Regions from separate parts of the Homo sapiens genome. Here region 2 is linked to region 1. Evidence: chromatin contacts called from ENCODE Hi-C or POLR2A ChIA-PET data. All regions are on one chromosome and are shown on one strand. Each heading gives the region's core, a stretch centred on a gene start or an enhancer-like site at or near the end of the contact. The rest is flanking DNA. Distances are from core to core; before and after follow the strand shown.

Region 1 (7,087 bases), core at 2,145-4,644:
CCTCTAGAACAAAACCAAATTAATATGAGAAGTAATTGGTGTCAAGATGGTGTCTCTAATTCACAGACTCTGAAAGCATAGGTATCAACTTTTTATTTAATAAAAACTATATTATTTTTTTCTGAAAATTAAACAGTTTAAAATAGTTTCAGTCTTTAGTTCAAATTCCTCTTATGCCTTCTCAAACTTTTACACTGAATGTTTTTCATGACTTGTTTTCCATTTTTCCTCACTAGCTTTTCCCCCCACATTTGTCAGGCAGTTTGTTTACATGGTACTTTCACATACATTATCACGCAGTTCATTTCTTCACTCATCCCATCATGCATTCATGTACCATGTATTTATCAGACATCCACTATGTACAGGAAATAGGGTTTGCCTTTGCATGTTTACTATATTAAAATAAAATATGTTGTTTGGAACAGTTTTAGATTTAGAGAAAAAAAAACTGAATGGTAAGTACAGAGTTCCCATTTACCCCTTTACCTCCCACACAGTTTCCCCTATGTTAACATCTTGCATTAGTACTGTATATTTGTTGAAATTAATTGCTGAGCCAGCGTTGATACGTTATTATTAACTAAAGCCCACAGTTTACATTGAGGTTCATTCTTTGTGTTACACATTCTACGGATTTCAACAAATGTATAATGACATCTATCCAGCATTATGGCTAGGACCTGATATTTTCAAAATATTAGGACCTGATATTTTCAGGTCCTAAAAGTCCCCTGTGCTCCACCTATTCATCCCTCTTACTCCCCAGATCTACCCACTTGCCCTGGGATTCACTAACCTTTTCACTGTCACCATATTTTTGCCTTTTCCATAATATCACATAGATGGAATCATACACAGCCTTTTCAAATTCACTTCTTTCACTTACCAATTGACATCTAAGTTTTCTCCATTTCTATGTGGCTTGGTACCTCATTTCTTTATATCTCTGAATAATACCTCATCATATGGATGTACCACAGTTTATCTATCCATTCACTTATTGAAAGACATCTCGGCTATTTGGAAATTAAAAATAAAGCTGCTGTGGACATTTGTGTACGGGTTTTTGCGTGGACCTACATTTCCAATTCATTTAGGTAAATATCAAAAAACGCATTTTAAAAATTTAGTAACAAAGTTAACACTTGATTTGTTTAAATGTCCCAATTTGACAGAAATTGCTCTTCTATTTGCATTTACTTATGAATATTCAGATAATATAGTATGCAAAAGTTTCTAATGGTTCTTGTCTCCTCAGAGGTCCATCTTGCACATTCAACTTACGCATGCCTACAATTCCTGTTAGACAAAAATAGCCATTATTTCTCTAAATGTACATAGCATAGCAAAAATGCTCCCCAAAATTTAAATCAATCTATAAATGTGCATTGGCTTTTACATTTTCCAGTGACAAACCTAAGCCAAATCAAGTCAACAATATTTATTAAGTACCTACTATGGGCAAATCACAGACCCTGCTGGCTGCAAACAGGGTTTTCTACTTGTCAGTGGTCTAAGAGTGTTCAGGATTCTGTCTACACCAGTGACTCACAATGTTCTTTAGAAGAAAATTCCATGAAAACCAAAGCAGTAAGTCATAACACTGAGATAGTGACTATATTAGTCCTATAAATCCCCTTCCTAATCTTCCTAGGATCAGTCCTGATTTTTCTTAAAGCCTATATAAAACCAGATATGTTTTTCCCAGTTCACAACATTGAATCTAGCATATAAAACTCCATTTGCTTTATACGGAGAAAGGGCCACTTCTTAATTCTGGCACCAAACATAAAAAATGAAACTTTAAAAGCTATTAGTAAAAAAAAAAAAAAAAATAAAAAAATTAAAAAGTTATTTTAACTACGACTTTTAAATTCAATGTTATGAAATAAATTTAACACTGCAATTATTTTGCCATATTCAGTTTCTTAATTATAAGCTTACAATGAGGTAAGCATGTCTTTAAAATATATTCAATTTTATTTAAAGATTGCTTAGTCTACCTGTCATTTGTCAGCCCTCTGCTATTACCCCATTACCCCAAATTTTGCCTCTCACTAACCCTCAGAATTAGGTCCATTAACTGCCCCAAAGACACCTGATCCCCTCCTCATCACTCCCTCTACCACCTTCCCAGCTGCAGTGGCTTAGAAATAGCTGCTGCTCAGAAACAGACCTCTCCATATTGAACTTGGAGCTCTCAAACTATGTTTCCTGAGACTCTTGCTCTGCTATAAAGCAGACTGCGGATACCACAGAGGTGGAATATTAACTTCATTGTGTCCTGAAAAACAACTGATCATGAAGGCCAACCAGGCCTACCCATAATTCTGAGGTGTGTCGGCAATGTTATATATAGGTAGGGTTTGCGTGGGCAGTCCCAGTTTATGTCTGTTACAACTTTTATCTTCAAAGCATCCTGATTTACACAATAAATTAGAAGTTCACCCTGGTCATAAGCACCCCTTCATTCTACACATTCACTTTATATTTTCCCTACCATCCCTTTAAACAATCACCCCCGTGGACATCTGGCCCCCTTTGTGCCACTGGCTATCAAAACTTTCTGAGCTTTAACTACAAGGATTCTGTAGCCACCACTTTTCATACACACTATATTCTATGCAGGCCCATTTTTAAATATGACAGATTTGTTTTATGAAAACCGATCAATTTCCCAATAAAGCCTTTCTCTTCCAAACTAAAAAATGTAATTAAAATGTCTTGCATCAGACTTAGAAGCATAAAATTACCAGAAATAAATCACAAACCAATCACCTTCTCACTGAAAAAAGTTAGGACAATGTTCTAAAGTCAAAAATAGCAATTGTTACAGAATTAATAGTAAAGATGAGTGCCTAGAATTAAAAAAGAAAAGGGTAGCCACACACACACACAATTCAATTACATTTTACAAATGGCAAGGTCAAAAAAAAATGTGTGATCCAAGAGCAGCAAATGGATGAGTAACAGTAAGGCAGAGGTTCAAGGTGAGAAACAAGTTTGGGGTAGCTTAATTAAGGATCTAAGGAATGACATTTAGAAAGCAGAATAAAGTAACAGGCAGGAGAAAGGCTGCAGGAGGTCCTAGAGAGTTAGAAGCAGAGTAAGAGCCAGTAAGCAGTTGACCAACATCAGATACCTGACTCTGCTGTGCTTGTGGGGCAGCCAATGATCAATTAGAATTTCCGTTAGTAAAGAGTGGGAAAAAGCATTCCCATGACTCACATGGGATAATTGCTAAATGGTTAATGCTGTATATAACTGCGTATTTTGTATCAGAATAAGTACAGCCCTCCAAAAGATAACTTGCAGAGTCATTCATCAGCTTCAACTGAGCAGCCTGATTGAAACCAGCTGAGCCAATGACATCACCACAGGCTTTTTACTATAAAAAGGGCAAGCTCTGTGAGGTCAGGAAGTAGAACTAAGCTCCGTGAACAGAAGCCAAGCTGAAAGAGGGAAGAGCCAAGAGAAGTTCAGAGAAGAGACTCATTCCAAGAAGAAGCTAGAATGAGCAATTTGCTCAGAGACAGCTGCAGAAGAAAAAGGCACACAATGGAAATCTTCCTTTAAGAATAAGGGGCTGCTGTTTCTCACTAAAGAAGTAAGTTATCTAAAGTGAAGTTTCAAAGGAGAAATTGACGGAAGCACTTTCACATTTTCAGTTCCTGGAACTGAAATCAACTATAACATCATCGTGGTAGTAATGTTCATGTAGTCTTTTCCCTCAATGTATATTAATTGAGCACTTACTATGGACCAGGCACTGTAGTAAGAAATGGGAACACATTAGCGAATAAAATGGACAAAAGTCACTGCCCTCTTAGAGCATATATTCTTGGAATGTAAAGCAATAAACAGACAAATATACGGCATGTCAAATAAGCATTAGAGAGAAAATTAAGAAGAAAAAGTAGCCAGATTGAGAATAGTGATATTTGAGCAGACGTAAGGAGGTGGGGAGACTAAGCCATGTGGGTATCTGGGAGAAAAGCATGGCAAACAGAGGTAATAGCAAATATAAAGGCCTTGAGCTGTGAATCTGTTTTCTTTTTTAAATAAATATCAAGAAGGCCACCATTACTGCTCAGAAAGAACAAGGGAAAGCAAGAGTCTGAGTGTGGACAAGTTAATTTAGACAGGCAAGTGAAAGTGTTAAGCAGGTATTTTGTATATATGAGACTAGAGGCACTGAGGAAAGATTCAAACTGTAGATAAAAACTGGAAACGGACCAGGTGTGGTGGCTCATGCCTGTAATCCCAGCACTGTAGGAGGCCGAGGCGGGTGGATCACCTGAGGTCAGGAGTTCGAGACCGGCCTAGCCAACATAGTGAAACCCCATCTCTACTAAAAATACAAAAATTAGCCGGGCATGGTGGCATGCACCTGCAGTTCCAGCTACTTGGGAGGCTGAGGCTGGAGAATCACTTGAACCCAGGAGGCAGAGGCTGCAGTGAGCTGAGATCACCTCATTGCACTCCAGCCTGGGTGACAGAGCCAGACTCAGTCTCAAAAAAAAAAAAAAAAACTGGAAACCATCAGTGTCATACATAAAAGAAGAATGCTTGAGCTCACTCCACAAATGCATTATATAGAAAAGAGAAGGGGGCATTCCAATGGTTAAATGGTTAGAGACTGGAGAAACAAAGAAGAAATAGGAAAAAAAAATGACTGAGAGAGAACAGCCTATGATGCAGGAGGAGAACCAAGAGCATGTGATTTGCAAGTACTCCAGAGAAGAATGTGTTCCGGGAGAGACAGTGTGATCAGCTGTGTTAAATGCTATGCTAAGTCAAATTAGATGAGCCTGCTATTCAACCTGACAACACTGAGGTTATTGGAGACTTTGACAAAAGAAGGCTCTGAAGCAGTGAATGAGGAAAAGCTTTGGAGAGGGTTCAAGGAAGAATGGGAGAAGAGCAATTTGAGACAGTGAACGTACATAATTCTTTTGGAGAGTTTTGCTCTGAAGAGAAATGCAGCAGTAGCTGGATAAGAACATGGGCTCAGGAGAAGCTTTATTATTTCAAGACAGTAAAAACTATGGCATCTTCTGCTAATGAGTATGATCCAACAAAGAATAGAAAATGCTGATGCAGAAAAGAGGACTTCCTGGGGCAATGCTCTTAAATACGTAAGAGGGGGTGAGATCCAGTAAAGAAGCCTTGGCTCTTCTTTGGTCTAAGTGAAATTTAATGTGTATGGATTATAATATAATTTGATTTGTATAAAAAGTTAATATAATTGAGTTGGCTATGAATGAGAATGTATCAAAAAAATTTGCCACAACTTTCTGAAAGTCTTAAGTTATTTAGGCTATGCTACAGATGGTTTTTAAGTCAATCAAATGTAATAAGAAAGTGGTTAAACATTCAGCATCCAACTCAACTAAGTCAATCGAATGTAATAAGAAAGTGGTTAAACAGCATTCAACTCAAGTAAGAAAACAAACTAGGTTCTTCCATAATTTCATTTTAATTTTATATAGTGAAAAAAGCATCCTCCCTAAATTAATCAAAATGCTTGTCTACATATAACAAAGACAGACTTGCTAGTTATTGAGGGTCTTTTTCCTGTACTAGTTGCCAAATGACAAACCTGGGGAGGAAAACAGAAGAATCTGCATTCAACATACATTCAGTTAGACCTCAGGGGGCCTATAAATACACATTCATGGAGCTTTCCATATCTACAAAAATTGATATTTGATATCCCTCCACCCCATACCTTTTCCTGGGAAAAGCTAGTCCAGAAAATGAGAATATATTATCTTCGCATCTATGGCAAGTTTGAAAGTGACTTGCAGTTATTCTATATGAGCTTAGATAATCCACTACCAAAATCATTTTAAATCTGGCTTAACTGCTAAGGCCAATTTTGAGTAGAAGTGTTTTTGACAGTCAAAGCCTTGATAACCACTTCACACCTACCTAGAGGCCCCTGCAACCAAGAGCTAAGTGGCAACAGAAAAAAACTACAGTTTTTCTATCCTATCTGTGAAAACCAGAAGAATGACAAAGGTGATTAGATGAGTGAAATGTGATGGACAGACCTCACTACAATTCATGTTAGATACAGGTCCAGACCTCTTCCCAGAAGATTGCTTTAAGTTGGTAAGACATGGACTTACCTGATAGGTCCTGAATTCCACTGGCCTGTTCTAAATGACAGCGCAGTCAGCATATTCCCTGGATTGGACTGATCTCAGGGCTTCTAGTCCTGGCTTCCTGTGTCAAGGTAGTGTTTGACTCACACTCATTCTGGGTTCTTCCCCATTTCTTCTTTGGTCTATTCACTTGTTGATTTTGCAACCCAAATAATACTATTGTCAATAGATGTCCAAAGACTGGGGTAGAATTAATTTAACATAATGCATGTGGCTGCTTAAACACCCTAGCAAGCTTCCCTTCCTGAGCCTGCTGAGATGCAGGAAGTAAAGCAAGGCTCCCACCCACCTCGCACCACAGAAACATGGCTGATTTACACAGAGGAGGAAAACCTGTTTCCGGGGCAGTCCCCAACATATTTAGCATGGACTTTTAAAACAGCTCATCCAACTCTAATTTGAAATCTAACTTTGATAAAATAAGCAGCCATTTTAAGTAAATGCCTTTCTTTTCTATCTATCCTTCACTTATCTGGGTCAAGTATTATTTGGTTCATATGTATTAAATAATAAGAGTTAATTTTATAGGTTCACATAATACAATTAACACATTCTCAATCAAAGCTCTTTCTTCATGTTTTAAAAATGTAAAACAAAACAAAAAACCCTTCAAAATCAAAACCTGCACTACTCAGTTTTCTCACAAATTATTAGTATTACCACTTTACAGGAAAATAAAAATTTACGGGAAAGCGTCAAATTTCAAAAAGATGGTTTTCAAACACTTGGTTTTAACATGTAGCTGGTCAACAACATAGGTTCAGATTAAAGCAAGTATCTATCCCTAATGTGGCAAATAATTTCGTGACTTGAAATAGCAAAACATCTAAGCCTTGGTATCAATACTCTCTGTAACAAGAGAGCATTGTCTAGCATGGCTCATATTGTTGCTTTTGGCTATAATGTTCTTTGAT
Region 2 (7,087 bases), core at 2,208-4,707, 510 kb after region 1:
TCCATATTCTAAGCATATTCCTCCAATCTCTGTTTTCTCATCACACCTCCTCTCTAACTTTCACTTTTCTGCCCCCATCTTATAAAGACTCTTGTGATTACACTGGGCCCACCTGGATAATCCAAGATAATCTTCCCATCTCAAGATCCTTAATTTAATTCCACCTTCCAGGTAAATACATATATACACAGGTTCTGCAGATGAGAATGTGGACCTCTTTGGGGGGTTGCTACACAGATTAGTATTAAAGAATTCAATTAAATGTGAGGAAGCAAAAGAAAATAAAGCCTCCCAGTAATGACAAAAAAAAATTGCTAAAAATTCCTTCAGACATCCCTGGTATTTGGTTTAGTTTTGAGGGAGTAAATAAGAAGTGTAGTTAACACCCTGGGGGAATAATATAATTCAATGTCTAAAAATCCAGACATGATTGTCAAGAGGAATATTCCCCAATTAACAAATAGCCATGAAGAAGCAACTATTTCACTTTTACAATAGATTACTGCTTTAGAAAAGAACCAGTTTTGTTCTTTAAACATATCCAGAATCTAAAGGCAGAAATAAAGCCATTAGCATGCACAACAGCATCTGGTCTGCAAAGGACACAAGAAATCAGCCATGGCAACTGCAGGGCAACACCAAACAGCTTTAGCTGTCCATTTATTGGAACACAGGGCCAGTGTGAGGCTTTTATAATCTTCACAGAGTGGGGTAATAATATTGAGGCTGTCAATATGCCGCTAAAAAAAATAATGCAAGGGAAGAAGTCAATGGATCCAAGAGTTTGATATATTGAGAAATGAGAAACCTACTGTGACTAGCATTTTCTTGTCATTCTGTAACAGAGGTAAAATCAGAAACCTGCGATTACACACTGCTGGTGGTATTTTGCCTGAAAAAGCCTCTCGGTGTGAGAATTGCTAAGTGCCTCTTTCCTGAGAACAAGTATGAACCAAGAGATAACCCAACATTCCAGATGGTATCATCTCCTTAAGGGAGAAAGCAGGGGAAAAATAAAGTCAACTGTGATTAAAGACGTACTTGACACAGAAACAAGACCAAAATGAGTAAAAAATCTTTTAAAATATATTTTTATAAATGCATCAGCAAAGTATGAAAACATGTAGACTTAAGTTATCACGTGTATGTGTGTGTGTGCGCGTGTGTGAACATCTATATATCCTCAACCAAATAGCACCAAAATTGTAATAAATTATAAGTACAGTTCATACCTATTTTTAAGGATATTAGTATTTAATTGTATGGGCTTATAGTTCTGTGGAAAAGTGGATAGGGAAACAAAAAACGTTTTCAACACATATATGTATAACCTATCCTATTATGTTCATGTAATCTTTAGCAAGGGCCTTATGTGACCTTAAAAGGAAGCGGTGGGGAGGGGGGCAGTTATAATTAAGAGGGCAGGCTATGAAATCAGATCTAGGATTGAATTCCAGCTCTGCCACTTACAGTTTTCAACGCCCAGATTCTTCATTTGTAAAATATGGTTAAACCTTCCTTGTTTTGAGAACCAAATGACATGAATATTGTGAAACTCTTACATAGAACATAGGATATAGAATACTTAAAAAAAGAGTAGTTGTTGACTGCAAACAGTAAAACAAAAGAATAAATAAGTCAGTCAATGGGGTAGTCAATGGCTATTTTCTTATTCAAAAGAAAAGTGAAGCTAGAATAATTTTAATGGGAGATTTTAAAGATTTTCTAACACATAATCTTATTTTTTTTAAAAAAAAAACAGCCCACAATTTTCAGCAGTTTTTACTTTCTTTTTTCTATTTACTAGCATCATTTGACATAAGTAGTGGAAATGAGCTTCTGAAAATATACTTAATTTTCATATTATAAATCTTATTTTCTATAGTTTTATTAGGAGACAGTGTTATAACATTTTATATCTGGCAGAAACTCGAATACAGTAATTTTAATTTATTCATTAATAATGAATAAATTAGATGAGATACGCAAGGCTCAGAAATATTAAGAATTGCTCCAAACACCCAGATATTGTGGAGCAGAGTCAGGATGGCAGCTGCAACCTTCTGACTTCCAATCCAGGGCTCTTCATACAAGAAGGCTGTCCTGTATATGTGACAGATACAAGTTCCTATCTGAACACTGTCTTTATTAACAAGTTTTCGTGTGCATAAATGGGTGCCTTTGAAGATCTGGATACTTAATTGGGGAGCATCATCTGGAGTGTTCATGTTGGCTAAAGTAGCTCTTGTCAGGAATACGTATACCAGCAGATGCATCAGTTAGAATATTCTTTTCTCCAATGGGTTTAAGACATACTTTCCTAAGAATTGAGTTTCTGAAACACTGAACAACACCCAAACCCTGCAATCCAAATTTGTTTTTGCCTATTACACTGAAGTCTCTCTGTTAACAGGCATATATAGAAGACAACCATTTTTTTCAATATAATATTTCATAAGTTAGATGAAATCTTTTGTTCCATTATATAAAGTTCAGAAAATCAACATAAAATTAATAATGATGTTAAAGAAACTACTGGAAACCAGATAAATACAATACAATCTATAATTGTTTTCAAGTTTTTTGGACATTTCGCATACTTCTCCAAGTTTTCTACATTATGTTATAAAGTTCTAATAAGTTCATTTATGTGAAAAAATTAACTTTTTTTGATACTTGATATTTATATTATTACTAAAAAGCACTTCATCCGAGAGAAAGTTTCAAAGAAAGCCTTCCTTTTATAGGAAGAGGAGAGGAACATTTAAACTATGTATTATTACCAAATTGATATTCAAAAAATATATTCAACTTCAAAAGGCAAATGACTAGTTTAGACATGCTTGAGAGAGAGACATTCACTTTAAGGTTCTGGGACAACTCCTTTGATATATCTCCATCTTAAAAACAAGCAAACAAACTCTTGTTTGGAGAGGGTATTTAGAGCCATAAATAATTTTTTACTGGGTCTATTTTTGAGTTGGAGCAGGAGTAAGAAATACATTTTATATGGAATTTTAAATCACTTTTCAATTTATGAACCTAGCCTAGAAAGTCTGTGTAAAATGAAATATTTTAAAAGTTACAGTATTATCTGTATCTTCATTTCTATATGTATGTATCTATCATCTGTGTACCTACTCATCTATCTATCTAATTATTCTTTCTTTCCAGCAAATGTTCACTTCTGGTTTCCCTACGTCTGCCTGGAAGTGGGGGCAGTATGGCAGTATGGAAGACCTAGAAAGGGACAAGGAGAGCTACAATAACAGCGGTCTAAATATATCCTAGGATGAAAAGGTGAGGAAGGAAACAGGCGCAGAAGTGTTATAAGAAACCAAAGCGGCCTTTTGAGAAGGGATGTAAGAGCAGGCCCCTGAGCAGTTTCACTTCCTCTGGGCGCCCAGCAGAGCGGAGCCCTGGCCTTGCGGGCATGAGCCCCGGGGCTGCGTTTCCTGAGACCTGGCCGCAGCCTCCGCGGGTGGCAAGCGGGCTGGGGAGAGCCGAGGGCCAAAGGAAGAGAAAATCGCGGGGAGTCTCTGGCCGGGAGAGTCCAGGTAGCGCTCGGCGGGCAGCAGTGCGCAGGCCCCTCGGCTTCAACCGCCACAATGCTGCCAGCAGCGCCAGGCAAGGGGCTTGGGAGCCCGGACCCCGCCCCCTGCGGCCCAGCGCCCCCAGGTGGGTAGTCGCGCATTCGGAGGGGCTTGACGCCGAGGCCGGGCTACGGGGCTCTGCGGAGACCACGGGCCATCGTTAGACAACTGCACTCGGGCACTGAGGCCAGGGCGTCCCTGAGACAGGGCTTCTCCTTTTTATCCTGCCGCCAGGCAGCCCAGAGGGTTCTTCTGTCCCTGACTTCTCTGAGGGGCATCTGGACGCCACGAGGAGGGAGCGCGCTGGGAGTTCTGGCCAGCGGGCTACCCTCAGTGTCTGCAACTTCTGAGGAGCTGGAACTTTCCCCAGCACCCGGGTCAGGGTCCTGTAGTTTCTAAAATCACTTTGCAACCTGTTTTAAAGCAATGCGCGTTTAAAATTATACGTAATTATTTTCAACAGTCGGTAAGCACAGAAAAACCGCTCATGTGTAGCGTCACGCATTTACCTGCCCGGCCTGACAAATCCCAGCCTGGTGAATTGGTAGCCCTGCTTCTTGGCAGGTGGCTTTGCAGAGAAACTCTACCAACACCACCTCCCTACTCCACTGGCTTTACTAACTTGGTCAAAGGAAAACGGTCAACTTGGTTGAATGCAGAAGTAGATTTATATTTTCAAATGGACGTTAAGGCAGTTTTATTTAGTTCTTTTTGAAGCATTTCAAATGCATTTGCAAATTACTCAGTGATATAAAAATGTTTTTTAAATTAAAAAACTTCACTTAGGTATTAATATTACTGGAGTGTTCGTGGTGAGAAATGCAACAAGAAAGTATATTCTGAGTGAAAGTTTCTTAATTTGCTGAATAGAAATAAATTTCTCATACCTTTCTAGAATTTTTTAGGTAATGTAATTTTGGTTGTAGCTATTTCTGTTGGCTAGTGCATTTTTACATAAATAAGCTTTAGGGATTGCTTTCAGTTAAATAAGAAGTATATTTGTGTCAATGAAAAGTGACAAGAAAGGACTTAGAGCCCATAACTTAATATTATTAATATTTTAACTATTGCATATTGACATTCTTGAAAACTGTGGCTCTGATGGTCTTCAGCAGAGCAGACTTTGCTAGCATCTATAAATAAACCAACCATGTCTTTCAAACTTTGAGCAGGTTACCTCTTTTGTAATTTCAGTTTAACAATTTTGTTAGAGAATGGGGTACAGTTTGTTTCAAACTTCTAGATTAAACAGTTTAGGCAGAAAATGCCTTTTATTTCACTTGATACTAAGCAATACTTTGAGGCACTTGCTATTGTGAATAATGCAAGAGTAATGTGAATCAATATTTATAGCATTCCAATTATTCTTGTTCCTCCCATGCATTCCGCTCCCCCCCCGCCCCGCCCCTCCCAACTCCTTGGGTCCTTCTCCATGCAGTATTTATCACTTGCTTCAGTTACTTCCTTTTCTGGCCAACATAATGAAACTTTTCTAAAAACGAATTGTCTTTTGACATTATCCCATGCCCATATTCTTGATATGAGTAATCTTCTAGCTTTTATAAATCCAGTGGTTTGTGTGTGTGTGTGTGTGTGTGTGTGTGTTTTTTTTTTTTTAATGAAGAGCTCCCTCTCTCTCCAACAACTATCTTAATATGGCACATTGGGGGTCAATTGGTCCAACTGCCTCATTTAGAGAAGAGAGCACTGAGATCCAGAGTGTGAGTTGCTCATGGTTTCATAACTAGTAATTATTTGAAGGTCACCCATTCATTAACTTAACAAACTTTTATTCCCTGCCAAGAGTCATGTAGTAGTAATAAGAATGTAAAATGGTAAACACAGTTTCATGCCCAGGAAGGTATATTTCTAGCAGGAGATAGAATGTACTGCTAGACAACATTAGTGTATACTGCCATCAGAGATTTATTAACTGTTGAGTATCGACTTGTTCTTTAATGGAAGCAAGAAAAATAGAATACCCAGTTCTCTAAAACAAGGTAAAAATGATGCACAATGGGTGAAAGTTCTAGTTAGAATGTATTTTCTGGTTTGTATTTAACTATATATTACTATCAATGTCCAAAAGAGAGATTCTTCCTGTTGTATTCCAAAACTAATGATTTTAAAAATTTAATTTTAACTGCTGTTTTAATTAGGGAGTGATTATTTATTAAATCACAGATTTTTCTCCACACCATAGTTTTTTTTAAATTTTTATTGATATTATTGGATGCATCTGATGAAACTTTAATAAATGATTTGCTTAAGAACAGAAAGCATGAAAGGGTGGAATTAGCATTTAGACTGTTTCACCTTACGCTGGATGCTTATACTTGTAAGGAACATGGTTTGTCTAGGTCTCTGCTCTCTAGCTTGAAGTTCTTAAAGATTTGAAGCTTTTTGCTTTGACTGCAATCTTCCAACATAGCCAACGTCCTACACTTGTTCCACTAAGGAAATAACCTGGTTCCATGCTGGTGGCTGGAAAAACTTGCTTTCTTCAGACCAATCTGGAAATGTTCTGATAAGGTCACTTTTGCTAGGATTTTAAAGACAAGGAGTGCTTTCAGGATATCTTCACCATAATAAGGAATAATTCTGAAAAATGCAATTGCTGAAGATTTCAAGGTTAAATATCAGCATATTCAAAGTTACACTTGGGACAGTAGAGGAACCTTTTCTGCAATATCTATCTGAGGATGTATTGTAGGTGGTTATGCCCTACTTATGATGGTCTTTTGACTCATACTGCCTCAGATCTAGTCCCAGCTTCATTGCCTGTCTCATCTGTGACCTTGAATAAATAATGAAATCTGTCACTGTCTTAGTTTTTTATTTTGTTTATTAAAAAGCAAAATCCAAGAGAAGAAATCCTGTATATGAAAGTTGTTTAGGGGATTAAATGGGTAAATGCAGGTGAAGTCCTTTTCAGGGTCTTATAACAAATAGTAACTGCTTTATACATGCTAGTTGTTATATTAATTCTTAGGTCATTGATCAGTAGTGTCATATTAGCTTATATAAGAGTGGGAGTTCTTAGTGAAAAACTGCCTCATACTGATTGCCTCATACTGACTTGAAGGACAACTTGATGGGTGAAGGAATCAAGCTCTCGTATCAAAAAAAATAGGAGATATGGCCTCTTGTATAAAGATACTGCAATATCCTTGGGGATATATTGTGGTTAATAGTTCTGAAAGGAGAAAAGAATTCATAATGAGAAGAACTAAGGATAGGTTGATTAAAAGGGAATTAAACTATAGCAGTTGCAGGAAAGAATAAAGAAGGAATTTAATAGGACAAAATGAGAGCGTGCTCTGTTTTCTCATATCTCAGAGTACCAGTTGTGACTCAGTTTACATAATATATAAATATATTTGAAAAAAATAAGCATCAAACAGAAAAACTGTGGAGTATTTCAACTTACAAGAAGATGAGAATCTATTTTACCAAAATATTTACTACTGGGTTAAAACAAAATTACAATATAA

What was found. Hi-C counts contacts between places; a loop is a spot of excess contacts on that map. ChIA-PET counts read pairs that join two places held with the same protein, here RNA polymerase II (POLR2A). Pooled maps may share reads with other maps.
Region 2: a pooled map shows a loop between it and region 1 (2.6-fold over the local background). The contact joins the promoter of BANK1 here to the enhancer-like site in region 1. A Hi-C loop is called at or near these places in 3 of 37 single-sample maps with no recorded cell type and 4 of 50 pooled maps. POLR2A ChIA-PET finds 5 or more read pairs at or near these places in 1 of 52 experiments (activated CD4-positive, alpha-beta T cell).

The regions. Positions count from the first base shown.
Region 1 is chr4:101,276,302-101,283,388 of GRCh38, forward strand. All of the region lies in intron 1 of PPP3CA (protein phosphatase 3 catalytic subunit alpha), which reads right to left. Among named protein-coding and RNA genes, the nearest start is that of MIR8066, 39 kb to the left of the region's middle. RefSeq lists an enhancer at 3,231-3,525. Within about 2 kb of position 3,395, at least 6 of the 41 ENCODE cell types and tissues checked have a DNase peak (open chromatin) inside an H3K27ac peak, as active enhancers do.
Region 2 is chr4:101,787,273-101,794,359 of GRCh38, forward strand. It overlaps BANK1 (B cell scaffold protein with ankyrin repeats 1), which reads left to right and starts at 3,458. Exons shown (of 17, transcript NM_017935.5): 1 at 3,458-3,678. The coding sequence starts at 3,609. RefSeq lists a silencer at 3,545-3,734.